Linked DNA regions of Mus musculus: region 2 is linked to region 1. The links are chromatin loops, found by intact Hi-C in ENCODE. Cell type or tissue: heart. All regions are shown on one strand. Each heading gives the region's core, and the rest is flanking DNA. Links, peaks and the distances in the headings are about the cores only.

Evidence for each region. Peaks named below come from ENCODE experiments on the same cell type or tissue, not always from the same donor. Only the 100,000 strongest peaks of a DNase experiment are listed, where the experiment ranks them.
Region 2: a loop joins it to region 1, with 2.0 times the contacts of the local background. A loop is called at or near these places in 4 of 42 quality-filtered maps.

The regions. Positions count from the first base shown.
Region 1 is chr5:139,146,650-139,154,279 of GRCm38, forward strand. Dnaaf5 (dynein, axonemal assembly factor 5) reads left to right here and starts at 3,586. Exons shown (of 13, transcript NM_001081265.2): 1 at 3,586-4,186; 2 at 4,834-5,018; 3 at 6,191-6,315; 4 at 6,709-6,827. The coding sequence starts at 3,598. It also overlaps a transcript of Prkar1b not described here. In heart, for the core only: no CTCF peak of the experiment used is centred there; a DNase peak (open chromatin) is centred at 3,432; H3K4me3 peaks cover 1,990 bases; H3K27ac peaks cover 1,869 bases.
Region 2 is chr5:139,250,534-139,253,033 of GRCm38, forward strand. It overlaps Get4 (golgi to ER traffic protein 4), which reads left to right and starts at 1,791. Exons shown (of 9, transcript NM_026269.2): 1 at 1,791-2,086. The coding sequence starts at 1,932. In heart, for the core only: a CTCF peak has its summit at 1,425 (motif pointing left); DNase peaks (open chromatin) are centred at 958, 1,758 and 2,148; H3K4me3 peaks cover 1,510 bases; H3K27ac peaks cover 1,648 bases.

The sequences.
Region 1 (7,630 bases), core at 1,953-4,452:
CTGGCTCCCGTAGCCACAGAGAAGCAGCCAGATCTGGTTCAGACTGCTTCTCTCCTACCTGCAATGCGTCATTTCTCATCGAGAAGCAAGGTTTTCCTTTTCTTGAGTTGCCAAATGTTTAACTAAAGCCAGGTGTGATGGTTCATGTCCATAATCCTAGCACTTGGGAAAGTGAACAGGACTGGCTAAAACTCAAGGACAGTCCACAGTGTAAGACCTTGTTTCAAAAATATAGAGAAGGTCATGTGTCCTGGTGCCTGCCTTTAATCCCGGCACTCAGGAAGGAGAGAGGCAGCCAGCCAATGTGAGCTAGTCAGGTCCAGCTCAGTCTGGCCTATAGAGTGAGTCAATTCTCTCTCTCTCTCTCCCTCTCTCTCTGTGTGTGTGTATGTGTGTGTGTGTGTGTGTGTGCGCGCGCGCTTCATGCACACCAATGGCAGGATAGATAAGAGGGAAATAGAAAGGTTAACTATGATGTACCTTGGTATGGGTTGCTGGTAGATTTACCATATCAAGGCTTCCTCAGCCTGCTGCATCTTTCTTTGACTCGGAGGCATCTATAGCCATTACTTCTTTTAGCCCCACAACTCCGCCTTAATGTTCTGGAGTGCTGATGAAATTATCCCACTAACTTCTGAGACTCAGGAGTTTTATTTTTATTTGAGACAGGATGCATATTCAGCCCAGAACCTTCCATCCTCCTGCCTTGGCCTCCTCAGCACTGCAAGCTCAGGCATACGTCGCCAAACTTGGCTTAGGCTCACACTTTGTTCTATTTTCTTTATTCTTCAGTTCCAAGAAAGTTCTAGCACTCCGTCATCTCCAGTCTACCACTGTATCCTTCTAATGATGGACAGTGTTATTCTGGTTGTTTTCTCAGATTCTATAATTTCAACTTGGCGCTTTACAATTTCTTTTTCTTTGCTAAATTTTTTTTTAAATTTTAAATGAGTTTGTAATCACTTTTTCTTCTAATTGCTTCTGAAAGCGATTTTCATGGTTGTCGACAAGTCCTTGGCAGATGGCTCATTTTGGCATCCATTTCAGTAAGCAGCCTTTTTGCATTCACATTGCAAATGTTCTTGGAATGATAAGCGGTTTTTTCAAATGTACGCTGGACATTTGGGTTACTCTGTTTGGAGACTCCTGGTTCTTCTACGTTAGCAGGCAGCTAGCTGCTAATGCCAGTGTGTGTATGTCACATGTGCAATCTGGCCTGCCGCTGTGGCCTCTTGTTCCAATGCTGGCTTTGTCTCTGGCATCTCCACTTTGCTCTCCTGGTCTGTTTGATTTTCTGGCACTGGTGGGGCTCCTCGGTCCCTGCTGGTGTCATCTGCAGAGTTATGAAGGCATCTCTGGGGTCCATCCTACTGAGGATGTGGGTCTCTTGCTGACAGACAACTTCACAAAACTACCTATGTGGTCCCCGCTGGCACCCCATGTGCAGGCAGGGTCAGGTGAGCCTACAGGTGCTGATACTGACACTGGGGACAGACTGTGGACTGGAACACGGGTTAAAGTCTCTGCCTGGCATTGTTCTAGGTCTCTCCTGCCACTGGCCAGAGAGAGGGGATTCCCAGAAGACTTGCCCTGTATCTCTTGGCCATCGTGTTGGCCTCTCTGGGGCCCTGGCTCAGAAATCAAAGAAAAAGGAAACATAGCCCAAGTTCTGAGTTCCGGGCCAGTGTAGTTATTTTCAACTCTCAAGTCCTTTTCCTACTGGGTGTTGCTTGTGGGGTATTGAGCTGTATTTAGATGGAGGGAACAGGAAAGGCAAACTCATTACTGCTCACAGGACCTACAGGCCATCCCTGCTGGCCCATCCCAACCTTCACAGCAGCCACAGGCATCCTTAAAAGTGCAGACTTAGCTTTCAGTGTTCCACGTAAAGCATCTTCCTTGGCTCCCTGCAGAGAGACAAAGGCTATCCTGGCTGTCCTGCACATCCCCTTGTTCCCTACAAGACACTTCTCCTTCCCCTAAGAGGTCCCCTGGCCACAGACAAGCACCGTCAGCTTCAGCTGCCACGGCCGGCCACAACCCTCACATACTGGGATGCTGGGCTAAGATGAAGTTGGAAGGGCTGCTTCCCTGGGCTTGCCGTCTGCCCACCTAACATTCACAAAGCCTTTTCACGGCTTGCACATCTATGCCAAATTCCCCTTATGAGGATAGCAGCTAGCCCCAATATCTCAATCTTGACATCTGCAAAGATCCTACCTCCAGACACTCACACTCTGATGGACTAGGCTTAAGACTTTGACATACGAGTCCATGACACCTCTAACACCAAGCCTTTGCTTGGCCAGTCACCTCTCTTCACAACTCTTTTGCCACCCTAAGCAATTTTACATGGTTCCCCTAAAGCTTCCACGCCACATTCAAAACACCTAAGGGTTCACACCAATTTCCCACAAAACTAATGTCAACAACAAAAAAAGGCCAAATTTGTTACAAAACCCAACCCCTAACATTATAAGCCTGTTCTCAGATGTGACTCGTTTGGATGCCCAAGTCATGCAGCACTGAGTCAGGCCTAGGAAGTGCCCAGTGGGGGGTCCTGACCACTGACAATACCATCTCTGACCCCCTAAAAAAACACTTCCAGCCATCGAGCATACCTCATGTCTAAACTGAGGTCAGACCGTGTGGCAGATTCACACTTGACTTCTTCATGACCTCTGAGGAACCCAGTAAGGATCAGCCATATCTACACCATTAGAAAGAACCTCAGCTTAAGCTGCCCCTGAGGAAAGGAACCTGAAGGTGCAGGCTTGCAGAAGCTTGGCCACTCAGGCCAAGTTCCAGACTCAGGCACAGGACAGCCCCACTCTTGGCCTCGCCCCTAGCCATTTGCCACGCCCTAAGGCCTGCGTCCCACCTGTCAGCCCTTGTCTCAGGCACCTCAATCCTCACGCTTCACCTTACTCAGACCCCCACCCCTCCCTCGAGCTTTATGTCCCTTCCCCAAACCTGCACCCCACCTATTATTGAAACTTGTCAGCCAGCTGCGCGGCCCATGCCCCGCCCACCTACCCCCCCATCCAACCCACTACTCCTTGCCCCGCCTCCTTCCCGTAGACCCTTATTCTTCGCCCCGCCCACAAAACCAGGGCTCCGCCTGCCACCTCCTGCAATGCTCCCGAAGTCCACACCCCGCCTATTTGGTTCTTTCCCCTCCCATTATCCCTTATTCCCCTCTCTTTACACTAAGCCCCTACCCAAGAGGCCCGTGTCCCGCCTACCAACCCCCTCGTACCGCCCACTACCTCTTTCGCCCAAGGCCCTTGCCGAGCTTGCTGTCTTCTGCCTCGCCCTCAAGGTTCGCGCCCCACCCCAGACTCCCGGACCTAGCCAATTACACTTGCTTCTCTTAGCCTCTCTCGTCCTCCTGCCCGTCACTCCGCCCTCTAAGCCCTTTGCCCGCCCACTTCCCTGGCCCCGCCTCTCCCTTACTCCCTGCCCCTCCCCCAGCATCACTCCTAAGGGGCGCACACTCAGCCTCGAGCAACCCAGGCAGCCGGAAGTCTTGCCGTAAAGCGTGCTCGGACCATCGTACTAGCGCCGGTTCCCTTGGAGACAGGCAACGCGCTCAAGATGGCGGCGCCGGCGGAGGCGGAGGTGGCCGCGGCCCCGGGCTTAACCGAGGCGGCTGAAGCCGCGGAACTGACCCGCGCGCTAAGCCGCCTGCTACCGGGGCTGGAGACGGAAAGTAAGCTGGGGCGGCGGCGCGCTCTGGAGGCTCTGGAGCAGGTACTGGAAGAGGCGGTGCGGCCCGGCGCGGATTCCGCGGCCTTCCAGGGCCCCTGGGCCCGTCTGCTGCTGCCGCGCCTGCTGCGGCTTCTAAGCGATCCGGCCGAGGGCTGCCGCGCGCTGGCCGCTCACCTGCTCGACCTTGGCCTGCGCCGCGCCGCGCGGCCCCGCGACGCTCTGCCGCGTCTGCTGCCGGCGCTCAGCGCACGCCTGGCCCGACCTGAACTCGCGCGGCCGCCGCCGGAGCCCTGCGAGGAGCTGCGTCTCGCCCTCGTGCAGCTGCTCCACCTCGCCGTAGACCTGGGCGGCGCCGCGCTCGCGCCCCACCTGGACGACGCCGTGCGCGCCTTGCGGGCCGCGCTGCTCGACCCCTTCGCTGCGGTGCGCCGGGAGGGCTGCGAGTGCGCAGCCGCTCTGGCCCGTGCCACTCCGGGTGAGCGTCCTATCCGCTTCCCTGGTTACCTAGATGTCCAGAAACTGAACTAAAGTGGGCTGGTTCCTTCGTAAGGTCATTTCCGATGGGAGGGGGCACGAGACAAGAGATCTCACCATGTAGCCCTGGCTGGTGTCAAACATAACGCTGCTTCTACTTCAGCCTAAAGTGCTAGACTCTCAGACCTGTGTCACACCCATTTCATGATCATTTTTATGCTGGGTTATGGGACTCATGTGGGAAAGGACAACTCAACTCAGTTTCTTTACTCCAGTGTCTTCTCTGTCTCTGACACGGGTCACTAACTTCCTGGATGAAGGGAGGCTGCTTCTCGTTTATTTCTACCCTCTATCTACAGCCCTGCTTGATCAGGGCTTTTTCCCTTTTTTCCTTCTAGACTAGAGTTTGGAAAAGTTAAGAGGCCCTACCTAGTGTTTAAAGTCTTCCCGGGGGTAGGGGGGAGCCAACTTTGTGAAATAGGTGTATATATCCCTCCGGATGCCTGGAGCATAAGCAGCTCCCAGCACCATTGGAGAGAAAAAGTGGGAGCTGAGGCTAGCAGAGGCCAGAGGAAGGTTTGATGGTAGCCACAGAACAGGGCCCCATGCAGCTGTATCGCATAACCAGCAGCCTCCCTAATCCCACAGAGCACTTCCACATGCAATCGGAGTCCTTGATAGGCCCCCTGATGCAGACCATCTCCCACCAGCACTGGAAGGTCCGGGTAGCCGTTATCGAAGCCACGGGCACTGTGATCCAGTTTGGCAGTGGGAACTCGGTGGATGATGTCCTTTCCCACTTTGCTCAAAGACTCTTCGATGACGTCCCTCAGGTACTGGGAGTTTTCTGCTTGACAGTCCTGAAACCATGTGCTTCTGTTAATAGAAGTGTCCTCATGTGCTCATCCACTGAGAGAATTTCAGTGCAGGGCCTAGTGCTTAGGGCCTTGCCGGGAAGGACAGAACGGAAGTGGAAGTCCGGTGCTGGGGTGGTCTCCATGCTGGTGGGGGGCAGACAGGAGCCCTCCAGATGTAGACAGAGCACTCACTGGCTTTCAGAGCACAGGCCTGTCTCAGACCTTAGACTGTTGTGGCTTATGGTAATGTCCCCTAAAGAGAAAGGACTGGTGGTAGGCAGGCTCTGTCTCCAAGGGAGGAAACAAGTGAAGGGGGAGCACATGACCCTGGCTAGGTGGGAGGAGGAGAAGCGGGCAGCATGCTCCAGAAAAACCGAAAGCTGTCTCCATCACAGTCAGACCCTCCACACAGTAACAAGTTGTGTCCCCTCCCTTTGATGACCGTGTTGGCCTGAGTGTATCAGGACCCTCCTGCTTCCGCACTTGCGTCACTTGTGCAGGTGCCCAGCCTGCATGTCCTGCCCCATCCTGCTATAGGCTCGCAGCCCATCTTTCTATCTTGTTTGTATACCTCTCTATCACATCACATCATCATTCACATGTGCGTGGTTCACCCACTCACCTCAAACTCGTGAATTGAGTTAATCGTCTCCAGGTTGGGGTTGTAGCTCAGACGTAGGGCACTCGCTCAGCATGTACGAGGTGCTAGAGTCCGTCCTCTGCACCACACACAGCCTTGTGAATTACAGCCACAATGTTGGTACATTTGTTGCCTGTACCCAGTTATCATCGTCCCAGCCAGTAAGCAGTTCCCCATGCATATCTCTGTTTGCTTGCTATAGAATTGTCATAGAGTCCTGTCAAATGTCATACAAGGTGCATCTATCATCACTACAACCCATAAAACACCCAGGTATCATGGTGACAAAGAAGGCTGCAAACACGGTATATTGCCAGGGGACAGTGAATCCACAGAGGACAGAGCTAGTGGGTGTTAGGAAGTTCTGCATCAGCAGTGATTCTCTCATTTGTCGGGGGTGGGGGCTGCTGTGCCCACCCCTGTTTCAGGACTAACATCCCCACAGCAGGACTCTGAGCCACCCTTCCCAGGGACTCATGAGTGACGCTTCTCTATTCTCTTGCGGCAGGTCCGGCAGGCAGTGACCTCGGTGGTCGGGGGATGGCTGCTGAATCTCCGGGACCGCTACTCCTTCCTACACAAGCTCACCCCACTGCTGCTCAGCAGCTTCAGTGATGAAATGCCTGAGATCCGGTAAGTGTCCCGCTGGGCAGGTGGCTGGCGTGGTGTCCCCTGCCTGATTTGGAACAAGAGCTTTGCTCCAGAGTTGCCCAAAAAATCTGCCCATCCCCTTATTCCATGTGTTATGTGGTCCTGTGTCATATGACCTGTTTCCCATCATTAAGACCCTGTTGGACCTTTTTAGTATTTCAGTTGGGCCAATAGGTGGACATCAGGCCCCTGCTGGTGTTGTCACCATGTAGTCAGAGCTGGTCTGAAGGCCACTCCTGCCAAGTGTTGTGTGTTACCTCCCCCTTCTCCCCAGCCCAGCGGGTGTTTCCCTGAGGCTTCTGTGGTCAGGACCTTCATGGATGGGGTCTCCCGGCACCCAGACCTCACCGCCACTCCTGTGTTGCTGTGTTGCAGGCAGACAGCCACCAGCCTATGGGAGAAGGTCGGGCTGCAGTGGCAGCAGGAGAACGAGGCAGATCTAAAGGACAAGCTGGACTTCGCTTCACCTCCTCCTCCCAACTACCCTGAGCACGGTGAGTGGTGCTGCTGCGGGCACAGCAGACGGGAGGTCCGTGAGGGGCATTTGTTCTTGGCCTGGAGAAGGCACTGGTGCCTGAGGTACTGCTGGACCCAGTGCTTGCTAGGTCCCTCTTTGGAGATCACAGAGAAGGGTGCCACCTTCCCTGGATGGCACACAGACCCAGCCTCTGTCCTCTGTTTCTCAGGACCTTTTTTTCCCCACCTCTGGGCTCATTTTTAAAGAAGGGGAGGACTTCCCATAAATATCCAGATGTGCTGTCATCTGTTCACCACTCCCTTCTGAGCATGTGCAGGGACCTGTAGCTGGGCCAGGCCTCTACAGCACAACTGAGTTTCAGGAATGGCACCTGGGCAGGCTTCATCCTTTCATCAAGAGCCAGCTAAGCCTGCAGGTCAGGGATGAGTGGCATTTGTCTTCCTGTGTGTGTTCTGAACTCGGGGCAGTCTTCTGGTGGCGCCTGCTTGTCCTCATGTAGTCGTGACTCGAGCCCATGTTTGTGGCTGTCTAGCAAGCTCCGCTGTGAGGAGGGTTTCTGCCCACAGCCTGGCTGCTGCCTTATGGGCTTTGACCTCCTCTGTTGTCCGGCAAGCTCATCTCTCAAAATCAGCCAGGGTTACATCCTGACAAGAACAGAAATGTAACTAACGAAAGGCACTGTCCCCCAGCTCCTGGGTGGCTTCTTTCTAGCCCCAGAAGAGGGATCGGGATCTGGTGGGCTGTGGACATAGCAGTGACGTTGAGGCTGCTCCTGAATTCTGTTCTGCTGAGTTCCTGAGTCCAGGCCCCCCCTCCAGT
Region 2 (2,500 bases), core at 1-2,500, 100 kb after region 1:
AGCCATCTTTCCAGCCCCTAGCTGTTTCTGTTTTAAAGAGAAGCCTGTTACTAGGGCTTTGCTCTCTTGAGGACCTGCTAAACATCTTGAGAGAATTCCAGCCAGGAGGGTAGTGCTCACCTTTAATCCCAGCACTCAGGAGGCAAAGGCAGGTGGACCACTGTAAGTTCAAGACTAGACTGTTCTACATAGCAAGTTGCAGAACACTCAAACAGAGCAATATAATAGGCCCTATCTAGGAGGGGAAAAAGTTCCAAAAAGAATTTATGACAAACTGTACTACACTGTCCCATCCAGACAAGTCATCCCCTGGTCGGACACTCATGCAGCATGAATCACTTGCCCCTTTGTTACTAGGTGTCTGGATCATCAGGTAGAATGCTGTATCCAAGTGGTCCTTCCTTATGTGGTAGTGCCCACAGAGCATCATCCCTCTTCACAGAAGGGTGAGCACGGTACTGTCAGAGTGTTGGGAACCAGCAAAAGACATTTATTCTAAGTACTACCATCTTGTTTTCAGGCTCCATTTAATCATATCAAGAAACCAAGCTCCCAGGCCCTAGGGGAGCTAGGGACTTCCCAATAGCTTACTTTGAACAGCTTCTGTTGTAAGGAAATAGTTGTCTTGAGTCCAGACATCTCGAGGACAACTTCATCTTGCTGGCAGGGTCAAACTAATGTTTATGTTTCCAGGCCTAGGAACCAACCTATCCTGATACAGTGGGAACGCCCTTGTCCAACCCCTTACGACGGATTATGATTAGACAGTGCTACAGCCTGCCCACCCACCTCCCCCTTTCTCTATATTTTCATCCTTTAGGCTGTACAGTATTCCCTCAGGGTTTTACTTCAGCTTCATCTGCTCTGCGGCCCTGACCAATAGCGGCTTGATTACCTGCGTTGACCTGGTGTCTTGAGTTATGTTGGTTTTAGGTTGGATTTAAGCGGACCCCACAGCAAGAGATCATGTTTACAGACTCCTTAATCTGTTACCATGCTTTCTGCTTGCACATGGGTGTGGTGCAGAAAATGCTAGTCCAGCTGGCCCGGGTGCAGGCATAAAAAGTAGGTAAGTTGAGGCAGGAGAGTCACAAGTTCAAGGGCCAGAGTAAATGGAAGGCTGAGAGTGTGTAGCTGACAGAAATGAACGCCCTGAACTTCATCTCCAGCATCCAAACTCATTATTTAAGGATATGTGTAGGGTTTTGTAACCTGAGTTTTGGATGCTGTCAGAGGACAACTCTGACCCTGGCCAGCACCTCCCATCCTCCCCCAATTAATCATGACCTTCCTCCCTTCTCTGCTGTCACCTGCTCCAACCACAGCCAGGTCTTCTTGGAGACATTACAGGTTCTAGCCTGAGCATACTGCCCTGTCCCAGATGTCACTAAGGATGACTGCCACCTGGAGGGGCACTCCCCGGGCAGGTGTGAGACAGGTCAAAGCTTCTAAAATGTGTCTGGTTCATCCATGCGCTAAGGGTAACTTCAGGGGGCGCGCGAATAAGACGCCTCATCGCTGAGTCTTCTGCCTCAGTTTACTTGCGCAGCCTACGTGGCTGATTACATTGTGCAGTGATGACACTAAGCTGGGGACAGCTCAGCGTGTAGTCCCGCCCAAGACCTCGGTCCCGCCCACTCTCGCAAGACTACAAACAAGTTCCCGCGATAGTCTGAGAGCCCCACCCCGTCGGCTTTTCCTGGCCTGTGTTCTCAGGGTCCTTCTCAGACCCCCCCTCAGGGGCGTGTCCTCGCGCGGCTCCCGCGATCCCGGCAGGCTCCGCCTCGATCACGTGCGGCCCGCGGCGCGCCCGCCCTCGCACGGCTCCTCGCGGCCACCGTAGAAGGAGTGCGGCGGCCGCAGGGACGGAAGCCGGGAGGCGCCGCCGACCGCGCCTGCGACAGCGTCAGCTCTGCGCGGAACGCCGGCCCATGGCGGCGGCGGCGGCGATGGCAGAGCAGGAGGGCGCCCGCAACGGCGCCCGCAACCGCGGCGGCGTCCAGCGCGTGGAGGGCAAGCTGCGTGCTAGCGTCGAGAAGGGCGACTACTACGAGGCGCACCAGATGTACCGGACCCTCTTCTTCAGGTGGGCGCGGGTGGCGGCTTAGCGCCGAGGCCCCACCTCCGCTGTTGCTCATTGGCTGCGCTGCGGCGCCCCGCACCCTCATTGGTTTATGCGGCTGCCTGTCGCGGAGCAGAGCGGGGGCGGCGGGCTTGTACTACTCGGCAGGGCCTCCTCTTCTCTGCCTGGTTCCCCCTCCTCCTCTCTCGGCCTCGTCTTTCTGAGTCCCTGCCTTACTCTCAGAGCTGCCCTTCCCCCGTCCTTCCTTCCTTCCTTTTCCCAGGCCTCCTTCCCCAGCCAACTTCTTCTCAGGCCTCCCCTTCCCTGGACTCAGTTTTATCACTAGCCTCTCTCCTCTTCACTTAGGCCTCCTCCCTCTTACAGGCCTCTCTTCCCGCCACTCCTTCTCTATCACACCCTCTTCCTCGCCTGGCCTCC